Linked DNA regions of Homo sapiens: region 1 is linked to region 2. Evidence: read pairs that join two places in POLR2A ChIA-PET (ENCODE). Cell type or tissue: CD4-positive, alpha-beta T cell. All regions are shown on one strand. Each heading gives the region's core, and the rest is flanking DNA. Links, peaks and the distances in the headings are about the cores only.

The links. Peaks named below come from ENCODE experiments on the same cell type or tissue, not always from the same donor. Only the 100,000 strongest peaks of a DNase experiment are listed, where the experiment ranks them.
Region 1: POLR2A ChIA-PET joins it to region 2 with 6 read pairs; 2 of 35 experiments call an interaction of 5 or more read pairs at or near these places.

The regions. Positions count from the first base shown.
Region 1 is chr22:40,226,524-40,231,895 of GRCh38, reverse strand. The region is part of intron 1 of TNRC6B (trinucleotide repeat containing adaptor 6B); the gene reads right to left. Among named protein-coding and RNA genes, the nearest start is that of TNRC6B, 51 kb to the right of the region's middle. RefSeq lists an enhancer at 3,204-3,705. In CD4-positive, alpha-beta T cell, for the core only: no CTCF peak of the experiment used is centred there; no DNase peak of the experiment used is centred there.
Region 2 is chr22:40,007,034-40,012,405 of GRCh38, reverse strand. The region is part of intron 1 of FAM83F (family with sequence similarity 83 member F); the gene reads right to left. Among named protein-coding and RNA genes, the nearest start is that of FAM83F, 15 kb to the right of the region's middle. In CD4-positive, alpha-beta T cell, for the core only: no CTCF peak of the experiment used is centred there; DNase peaks (open chromatin) are centred at 2,355 and 4,375; H3K4me3 peaks cover 699 bases.

The sequences.
Region 1 (5,372 bases), core at 222-5,221, 220 kb before region 2:
AAACAGTTGCAAAAAGACACATAGGCAACAACAGGCAGGACTTTCCTATTCTGCAGCAGCTTCCAGATCATCTAAAGCCATAGCTGCATGCAGCTGACATGACTGCTCCTCTAGGAATATGCACTCTAATTTCATCAACAATAATAGGAGCCTTCCTGAACTTCTTTCATTAGACTTTCCAGCGGTTGTGTGAACCTTCGATTCCCTATATTAAAATCTTTCCTATTTGGAAAATCAAATGGAGCCTACCAAAAAGGTTACCAAAATTAATAAGTGAGTTTAACAAGGCTGCAAAATACAAGATCAATATAAAAAAACTAATTACATTTTTACATACTAGGAACAATCAGAAATAGAAATTTTAAAAAAAGATTCCATATATATAAGTTTCAAAAACTGTGAACACATAAGAATAAATCTGACAAAAATATGCAAGTCCTGAATATGTACACTGAAAACTACAAAACATTGCGGATAGAAATTTTTAAAAACCTACGTAAGTGAAGAGATGTACCATGCTCATGAATGAAAAGACTTAATATTAAGATGTCAATCATCCTCCAATTAATTTAGATTCAACGAAATCTTTATATTAAAATCCCAGCAGAATTTTTTTGTAGAAATTGACAAGTACCTTCTAAAATTCATATGGAAAAGCAAAGGATTCAGAATAGTCAGCAACTATAAAAAGAACCAAGTTGGAGGACTTACACAACCTGACGTGAAGACTTATTATAAAGTTAAAGTGATTAACACAGTATGGTACTGTCTTATTTTTCTATAGACAAAAAGTTCAATGGGATAGAACAGAATCCACAAATACACTGATATATATATATATAGAGAGAGAGAGACAACCAATTTTCAAAAAAGCTGCAAAGGTAATTTAGCTGAGAAAAGAGAGTGTTTTCAACAAATGATGTTAGAATAACTAGTAGGAATATCTTTAAAAATGAACCTCAATTTGTACCTTGGCAATATATAAAAATTAATTCAATGAATCATAGAACTAGATGTAAAATCTAAAACTATAAAACTTCTAGAAGAAAACATACAAGAAAATCTTTGTGACCCTATGTTAGAAAAATTATTTTTTTGACACAACACCAAAAAACATGATTCATAAAAGAAAAAACCCTGATATATTGGACTCAAAGTTAAAAACTTCTGCTCTTCAAAAGACATTTAAGAGAATAAAAAGATTAAGCCACAGACTGAGAAAAAGTTATCTGCAAATCACTTATCTGACAAAGAATTTATATACACAGTATATAAAGAACCCCATCTTAAAACCGGGCAAAAGAGGCCGGGCATGGTGGCTCACACTTGTAATCCCAGCACTCTTGGAGGCCGATGTGAGTGGATCACTTGAGGTCAGGAGTTCGAGATCAGTCTGGCCAACATGGTGAAATCCCATTGTTACTAAAAAAACAAAAATTAGCCGAATGGTAGTGGTGCATGCCTGTAGTCCCAGCTACTAGGGAGGCTGAGGCAGGAGAAATTGCTTGAGCCTGGGAGGCGGAGGTTGTGGTGAACCAAGATGGTGCCACTGCACTCCAGTCTGGGCGACAGAGTGAGAACCTGTCTTTAAAAAAAAAAAAAAAAAAAAAAAAGAAGATGGGCAAAAGATTTGAACAGACACTTTGCCAGAGAAGACATACATGTGGCAAATAAACACATAAAAAGATATTCAACTTCTTTAGTGATTATGAAAAAAACAAATTAAAGCCACAATGAGATGTCAACACACATGTACTTGTAGAATGTGCAAAATTAAAAAGACTCACCATTCCAAGAATTAACAAATGGAACTCTCTCATGATGGGAATGTAAAATGGTACAATCACTTTGGAAAACACTTTGGCAGTTTCTTAAAAAGCTAAACATACACCTACTATATGACCCAGCCATTCATTGCCTAGGTTATTGACTCTAGAGAAAAGAAAGCGTATGTCCAACAAAGACTTGTAGATGAATATTCATAGCTTTATTGATAAGAGCTGAAAACGAGCAAATGCCCAAATGCACATCAATAGGTGAATGGATAAACAAATTAAGGTGGAATATACAACAGAATGCTACTTACTCAGCAATAAAAATAATGGACTATTGTTAAACACAACATGGATGAACCTAAAAATAACTATGTTGAGTAAAAGAAGCCACACAAAAAAGAGTACCTACTGAACAATTCCACTTGTATAAAATTCTAGAAAATGTCAACTAATCTATGGTGACAGAAAGCACATCAATGGTTATCTGGGGTGGAGAAGGGGCAGAGAAGGGTGGCAGAGAGGGGTGATAAATGGGCAAGAGGAGACAGAGGGTGGTGAAGGACATATTAACTATCTTTTGCATACATCGTTTGAAACTTACCGCATTGTAAATGTCAATAATACCTCAATAAGGAGGTAAAAGGAAAAACAAAGAAGAGAGAGAAAAAAAAAAAAGCCTTTCCTACAGGGATACCTGGAATGGCCCATTTCCCTGGCAGAACCCTGAATGACACAGCCCCGTAAGTGAGATCCCTTTATCAGTTGAAATTTCACCCTGGGTGTGCACACTGTTCCCTAAGATCACAAATCTGTAAATCAGAACTTCTGCACAGATAATTCTCCTAGGATGGGTGCCAGGTTTCATTTTTCAATGTAATGAAGTCTCTTGTAGAAAAGAGCTTAATAAGGCAAATGTCTGAATTTTTAGAGCTGTTACCTTTACATCTCATTGTTTTAATTCTCCGGAGTGCTGTAAACTACCAGCATCTTCACTGAACTTTCCTTCGATCAGTAATACCTATATTATGTGTTTATAAGGCAATTGAACCAAAGCTGTTAATTTTTTAACCATTCTTACGGTTTTGCTTGACTTCAAAGGACACCTTAGGTTCAAAGGACACCTTAGGTCTTAATGTAAGATTTAGTGAATAAATCTTTAACATCACCTCACACCTCACATTTTACTCCTGAAAGTACTTTCCTATACATTACAATTAATATGCCATGCTTCTAACAACAGCCTGAAATTAGGAGTGGTTTTACAAATATCCAAACAGGCTAAGAAACAGCCTCCTGGGGCTGGGCGCGGTGGCTCATGTCTGTAATCCCAGCACTTTGGGAGGCCGAGGTGGGTGGATCACGAGGTCAGGAGATCGAGACCATCCTGGCTAACATGGTGAAACGCCGTCCCTACTAAAAAAAAAATACAAAAAATTAGCCAGGCATGGTGGCGGGCTCCTGTAGTCCCAGCTACTCGGGAGGCTGAGGCAGGAGAATCGCTTGAACCTGGGAGGCGGAGGTTGCAGTGAGCCGAGATCACGCCGCTGCACTCCAGCCTGGGCGACACAGCAAGACTCTGTCTCAAAAAAAAAAAAGAAACAGCTTCTCAACGAGGGCTTATACCACATACTCTAACATACATACATTTATCTATTTGTTTATTTATTTATTTTTGTTTTATTTTATTTTTGAGACGGAATTTTGCTCTTGTTGCCCAGGCTGGAGTGCGATGGCACAATCTCGGCTCACTGCAACCTCCGCCTCCCGGGTTCAAGCGATTCTCCTGCCTCAGCCTCCTGAGTAGCTGGGATTACAGGTGCCCAGCACCACACCTGGCTAATTTTTTAGTATTTTTAGTAGAGACGGGGTTTCACCATGTTGGCCAGGCTGGTCTCAATCTCCTAACATCAGGCGATCCGCCTGCCTCGGCCTCCCAAAGTGCTAGGATTACAGGCATGAGCCACCACTCCTGGCTCACATACTCTAATATTTATAATCTGGAACTGCTAAAAACTATGTTTACACCTTAAGGGCCAGACCAACCCACAAAAGCCAGAGCAGCACTCTACCGTCAGCACTTGACAGCGAAGAAACTAAAAAGAAGATGAGGAATAGCGGTCTTAGCTATGGCCTTGGAAAGAACTATTCTCTACAGAAAAGTGATGAAATATGGCTCCTAAACAGGAGAGAAAATAAGTTTATCAACCAGAATCCACAGCTCTGAGGCACATATTATTCAGGAGAAAAACTGAGAACTTATAACAGTAACTGGTGGGACAGCTCTTCTAAACATTCAGGTGTTTTCCTTTTCATGTTGCATTTTTTTTATCTGCTTTCCTCCACATATGGTTCGACACAGTTTTTCTTTTCTATTGAAAGAATAAATAATAACTGACCTTTGAAATCAGATTGCTAGCAGTTCAACATCAAAATCACAGTAAATTGAAATTCCATTAAAAGGTAATTTTAGGACCAGGTGCAGTGGCTCACACCTGTAATCCCAACACTTTGGGAGGCCGAGCTGGGCAGATCACTTGAGGTAAGGAGTTCAAGACCAGCCTGGCCAACATGGTGAAACCTCACCTCTATTACAAAAATACAAAAATTAGTCAGTGTGGTGGCATGCACCTGTAATCCCAGCTACTTGGGAGGCTGAGGCAGCAGAATTGCTTGAACCTGGGAGGCCAAGATGGCACCACTGCACTCCAGCCTGGGCAACAGAGCCAGACTCTGTCTCAAAAAAAAAAAAAAAAAAAAAAAAAGGTAATTTCAGGCTAGGTGTGGTAGCTCACGCCTATAACCCCAGTACTTTGGGAGGCTGAGGTGGGCAGATTGTTTGCACCCAGCCTGGGCAACATGGCAAAACCTGATCTATACTAAAAATACAAAAAATTAGCCTGTAATCCCAGCACTTTCGGAGGCTGAGGCAAGTGGATCACTTGAGGTCAGGAGTTTGAGACCAGCCTGGCCAACATGGCAAAACCCCATCTCTAATAAAATACAAATAATAATAATAATAATAATAATAATAATAATAATAATAATTAGCTGGGTGTGGCGACACATGCCTGTAGTCTCAGCTACTTGGGAGGCTGAGGCAGGAGAATGGCTTGAACCCAGGAGGTGGAGGCTGCAATGAGCTGAGATTGTGCCACTGCACTACAGCCTAGGTGATAGAGTAAGACTCTGTCTCAAAAAACAAAAACAAAAACTAGTGGTTCTAGGAGGCCTCCTGCCTCTCAACACCAGGAAGGTGAGCACTCAACTAAGAGCCCCTCCCCTCAGGCTCTGGGCCCTCCTCTCTCACTGACCAATGACCAAGTCTCTGTCAGGGCTGCATATGCACACAGAAGAAATGGAGCTAAATAGTGTGCATGAAGATCTTTAAAAAGCATTAATCACAGGCAAGGAATCAAAAAATAAGTGAATTCAAACAATGATACATTTGATTTTCCTCTGACCATGTGTTCTCAACTCTAGGAGGATGCATATCCAGTTAACAAGATTGGAGGAGACTTGTAATGCAGTCCATCAAGGAAGGTGATTTTTGCACACCTTTCCAGATCTACGCTTTAAGAAAAAACCAAGAATTTTATG
Region 2 (5,372 bases), core at 235-5,234:
CCCAACACTTTGGGAGGCCAAGGCGGATGGATCACCTGAGGTCAGGAGTTTGAGACCAGCCTGGCCAACATGGTGAAGCCCCATCTCTACTAAAAATACAAAAATCAGCTGGGCGTGGTGGCACATGCCTGTAATCCCAGCTACTCGGGAGGCTGAGGCAAGAGAACTGCTAGAATCTGGGAGGTGGAGGTTGCAGTGAGCCAAGATGGCACCACTGCACTCCAGCCTGGGTGACAAGAGCAAAACTTCATTCCAAAAAAAAAAGAAAAGAAGAGATGAAAGGAAGAGACTACTTTACAACTATGAGATTAATGAAAAATCAGAAAGTTGGATAATCCAAACTATGAGATTAACAAAAAATCAGAAAGTTGGATAATCCAAAATATTGGTAGGTGGAGGAAAGGGGACCGTTGTCACTGCTGGTGGGTGGGAGCACTGGTGCAGCTATTCTGTAGAGCAACAGGCAGAAGTGAGTGGATTTAAGCAAGTGCACCGCTACAAGCCAGCAAAGCCACTCTTGGCCGTGCACCCCTGGGAATCTCTTGGATCTTTGCACAGGTCTATATGGGGGCCAGAACAAAGATGTTGCCTGCATCTTTCTTTGGGATAGCAAGGAGCTGGCAATGACTTAGATGTCTATTTCTAGAAGACTGGGTAAGGAAAATGTGAGGAATGTGATAGAATGTTTTACAGCAGACAGAAGTAACGAACTAGTTCCATGTGCCGTAACTTGGATAATTCCATTTAAAATGGATAGTTCAAATGAAAATGTTAAAGAGTGAGATCTATAGCCTAATACCACTCATGTAAATAAAAACACACTACAGGCCTCAGCGACATGTGTCCACTCTAAGCTGGACACCTTGGAGTGTTCAGAAATGAGAGGAAAGTGAACTCTGGCCTAGACAGCATGTGGGAGATAAACTATCAGGAGCACTGATAGATAAACTATCCCAGCCCTTTGGGAGGCCGAGGCGGGCGGATCACCTGAGGTCAGGGTTTGAGACCAGACTGGCCAACATGGTGAAACCCGTCTCTACCAAAAATACAAAAATTAGCCGGGCATGGTGGCGCACACCTGTAATCCCAGGGAGGCTGAGGCAGGAGAATGGCTTGAACCCGGGAGGTGGAGGTTGCAGTGAGCTGAGATCATGCCACTGCACTCCAGCCTGGGCAACAGAGCAAGACTCCATCTCAAAAAACAAAACAAAACAAAAAAGCACACTGCATAACATAACACTGCATACTTTTCAAGGATACAAAGATGTCTGAGGACATATGCTGAACACATAAGGGTGGCTGCCTGTGGAAGGAGAAAGGAGTGGGAGGGAAGGAGAAAGGTAAAGTATGAGGCCTTTCAAGGCTCTCTGGTGGCATTGTGCCGTGAACTAAAGTGCACAATCAGCTCTTTGCACCTGGGGTCCAAAATAGCCAACCAACCAAACCAAAACCACCTTCGAGTCCTCCAGCTGGGCTGGCACAGTTCAGGGCAGGTATGGGGTAGGTATAAGGGTGAAGGTACACGGGCTGGATACGGAGGGTTTGAACACAATGTACAGAGTTCTGGCTTCATTCCACCAGCAATGCAGTTTCCAGGGCTCTGATACTTGATCGCCATCTCCTAGTGCTGATAGTTTATCTCCCACGAGCTGTCTAGGCAAGAGTTCACTGTCCTCTCATTTCTGAACACTCCAAGGTGTCCAGTTTAGAGTGGACTCATGTCGCTGAGGACAGCTTGACCGGTTTGCAGAAGCATGTCTCAGGTTCACAAGCTTACTTTTGCTTTGTGGTTGAAAAATTAAGCAGGGAAGCTGGCCTGTCCTAGCCCCACCTGCCTAAGGATGTCAGGAGAGGCAGCAGTCCCCACAGCCTGGCTTTCGCGAGTCGGACTGTGACGCCCTGATGCGAGCCAGCCATCTGTGTCACTACCAATTAAACAATGAAATATCTGAAGTAGAAAAAAAAATCAATTGCTGGCTGACTCCTGCAATCTAGTTGTGGAGAAGTGATAATTACCCTCCGCTTTGGTCTCTGAGGGCCCTGCTTTGACATTCAGCTCCGCAGTGTCAGGCCCAGGGGAACCAGCTCCCCAGTCTCTCCGCTTGGGTCTTTCACTGAGCACGTGATTCCCCACACCGAGCGAACTTCAAAGCTCCCAGTGTAGATGGAAAATCGGGTTTAAAAACATGATATCATGGGCTCAGAACCCAGGGAAGCCGATTTTGTTGGGGGAGGAAATCACGCCCCCTCCAGCTGGCTGCCCACCCCCGGCGTCCTTTACCTGGTTACCTACTGACGTGCAATGCCTGGGGAGAGAGGTTGATTCGAGGCGGCAGCAGTTTCTATAAGCTGTCGCAGGCGCATTGGCAGACAGCTTCTGATGTTGTAAGACTTCTCATTGGGTGTTTGATGAGCTCAACGTCTCCTCATCTGACATCCTGCCTGGGCGGCAGGACGGGGAGTGAAGGCAGGGAGGGAGCCTCCAAATGCCCCTCTCCTGCCATTCAGCTTTAATTAAACTGCCGGCATTTCCAATTCTCTTTCTGGACTCCGTAATTACCGTTAGATAACAAAAACGACAAGAGGGCTCCACCTGGCCCCTGCACCCCACGTGTGTTTGGATGACCCAGACTAGAGAAGGCATGGCTCTGCCAGGTGTCCACAACCACAGAGCCGACTGCAGCTTGGACGTGTCCCTCAGCCACACAGGCACTCCCCAGATCAACATCCTCCTAGTCACTCTGGCCAGAAGCCCAGGCCTCCTCCTCCTCCCCACCGACCAAATCCCATCAGTCACTGAATCCAGCAGGCCCCACCCCGGGCACCTTCTCAGGGTTAATCCTTTCTGTCCCCACTGGTACCGCCCCAGCTCGGACTCTCCTCCTTTCCTACCATGCTTTGATGAGCTTCCTAACTGCTCTCTCCTACTCACCTCTGCCCTCCAATTCATCCTGCACAGCAGGATGCAAACTGAGATGCATGGCCAGAGAAAGACAACACCATCCGTCCCCTTGCCCTGCTGACGTGGAGCTCAGGACTCGGGCGGGTGCGGCTGCTGTTGCCTGCAAAGAGCCCCAGCTTCACCCCTTCTGTGGGTGTGAAAAAGCAAAAGGCCACAGGCCAAGCTTGCTGATCTCGGGGGGGCCTTTTGGTGACAGTCACTTATCCTGGGGAAGGAAGGGAAGCAGCTAGGGACACTTTCCCACTGATTACCTACCCATGTGCGCCTGGGGCCGAGTCGCCTCCCACACCTGCCCTGCCTGCCTCCCAAGGGCTGTTGGAAGGCTCGGATGAGATCATGCCCACGAAATCCCACAAAAACGCTGTGCAGTTATGAGGGATCGTTATAAGGCAAATGGGGGGAACTCCCCACATCTGAAGCCCTAAGTCTCTCAGGGTGGAAAGGACAGCAGCTGAGCAAACAGGTCAAACTGCTGTCTCCCAGAATGGCCGTCTGTGTGGCAGCCCAGGGGAGTTAGTCTATCTGGGACCAGAGGGCAATTCTTCCCTTTCCCACAGAGGGTAGAGCTGGGTCTGCCTGCAGCCTCTGACTCACACATCTCCAGCTGTGGAATCTCCTTTTCTGATCTCCCCAAAGAGAGGATCAAGGTCTATGGGGCAGGTTGTCAAACTTCAGTGTGTAAAGAATCACCTGGGAGCAGGGATGTGGGTATGCGTATTGAAGATGCAGATTCTAGGGCCCCATCCTCAAAGACTCGAATTCAGCAAAGGCCCAAGAAAATGCATTTTAACAGCAGCCTCCGTCTTCCACCCCCACTCAGGTCACTTGAATGCACGAGGGGGACGTCCCACTTTGAGTGAAGGCTGCTGCGTGCAGGATAATATATGGTCTGGAAGCAGAAAGTCACACTGGTTGTTTGGCTTGGAGTGAGTCATCTACTGGGTCTCAGTTACCTCATTTTAGAGTGGGGAGGTGATGCCTTTACAGGGCTGTTCTGAGCTTTAAATGAGATGCTGCAACAGCGCGGTACTTGTCCTGCTGTGAGCGATGGGTAAATGCAGGTGCCCTCTTCTCTCCTCAGTGATGGAGCCCAGAACAAAGGGGCCACCACTTCAGGAGAGGGGGCGAGAAAGAAGGAGACAGCCCATGGGGGGCCCGCTGAGCTCCCGAGGAGCCAGGCAGCCCGCGCCTCCCGCGGCACAGACATCAAGGTGGGGATGTCGTTCCTCTGCTCAATGCCGTGCCCAGCAGGCCCTGCCAACGGTGCTGATTAAAGCTCAGGGAACACGACACTTCCAGAAAGGTCAAAACTTGAACTAATAGAGGGGAAGGGCAGCCCAATTAAGGAAGAACCCACAAGATGAACCGTTCACCCAGCCATACCGGGTGTCTACACCCATATGCTGAATGTCGCAATGCACGGCTAAGAAAACCGCTGCCAGAGTAAAGTATCTCAAGGCAGGCTGCGGGGAACCAGTGCAACTTCTAACTGGCACAGCTGCCACCAGAGCACAGAAAGGTGCTCTGTGGAGACGATGCATCCAGGAGAGGGTGTCGTTAAGTACTCTGGGTACACTGCAAAGACTGTCACCAAGACTGCAACAGACCCCATCTGAATTATCACCAATGTTTATGCCAGTAGAGTGGGAACCACTAAACAACAAACTTTCTCTTAAGTTCCCCATGTACATACCCTGGGGAGAGAGGAGGAGAGGAGGAGGACAGGAGGAAGAGAGGAGAGGAAATGAGGAGGAGAGGAGAGGAAATGAGGAGGAGAGGAGAGGAAACGAGGAGGAGAGAAGAGGAGAGGAGAGGAGAGGAGGAAGAGAGGAGAAGAGAGGAGGAGGAGAAGAGAGGAGGAGGAGAGGAGAGGAGGAGGAGAGGAGAGGAGGAGGAGAGGAGGAGGAGAGGAGGAGAGGAGAGGAGGAGGACAGGAGGAGGAGAGGAAGAGGAGAGGAGAGGAGGAGGAGAGGAGAGGAGGAGAGGAGAGGAGGAGGAGAGGAGAGGAGGAGAGGAGAGGAGGAGGACAGGAGGAAGAGGAGGAGGAGAGGAAGAGGAGAGGAGGAGGAGAGGAAGAGGAGAGGAGAGGAGGAGGAAAGGAAGAAGAGAGAAGGAGAGGACAGGGGAGGAGAGGAGAGGACAAGAGGAGGAGGAGAGGAGGAAAGGAGGAAGAGAGGAGGAGGAAAGGAGGAGGAGAGGAGGAGGGGAGGGGAGGAGAGGAGAGGAGGCTGCACAGCTGCCCGCAGGAGGGGCTCCTGCTGCAAGACCCCCACAGAGCACCCCTTTAACTTCCTCCATCCCTGGTCTCTAGATTCACATCGATCCAACAGTACGGAAGTGTACTGCAGTGGGGAAAGTGCCACAGATTCCACGCAGGCTGTGAGGCCTTGTGCAAGTTACTTAAGCCCTC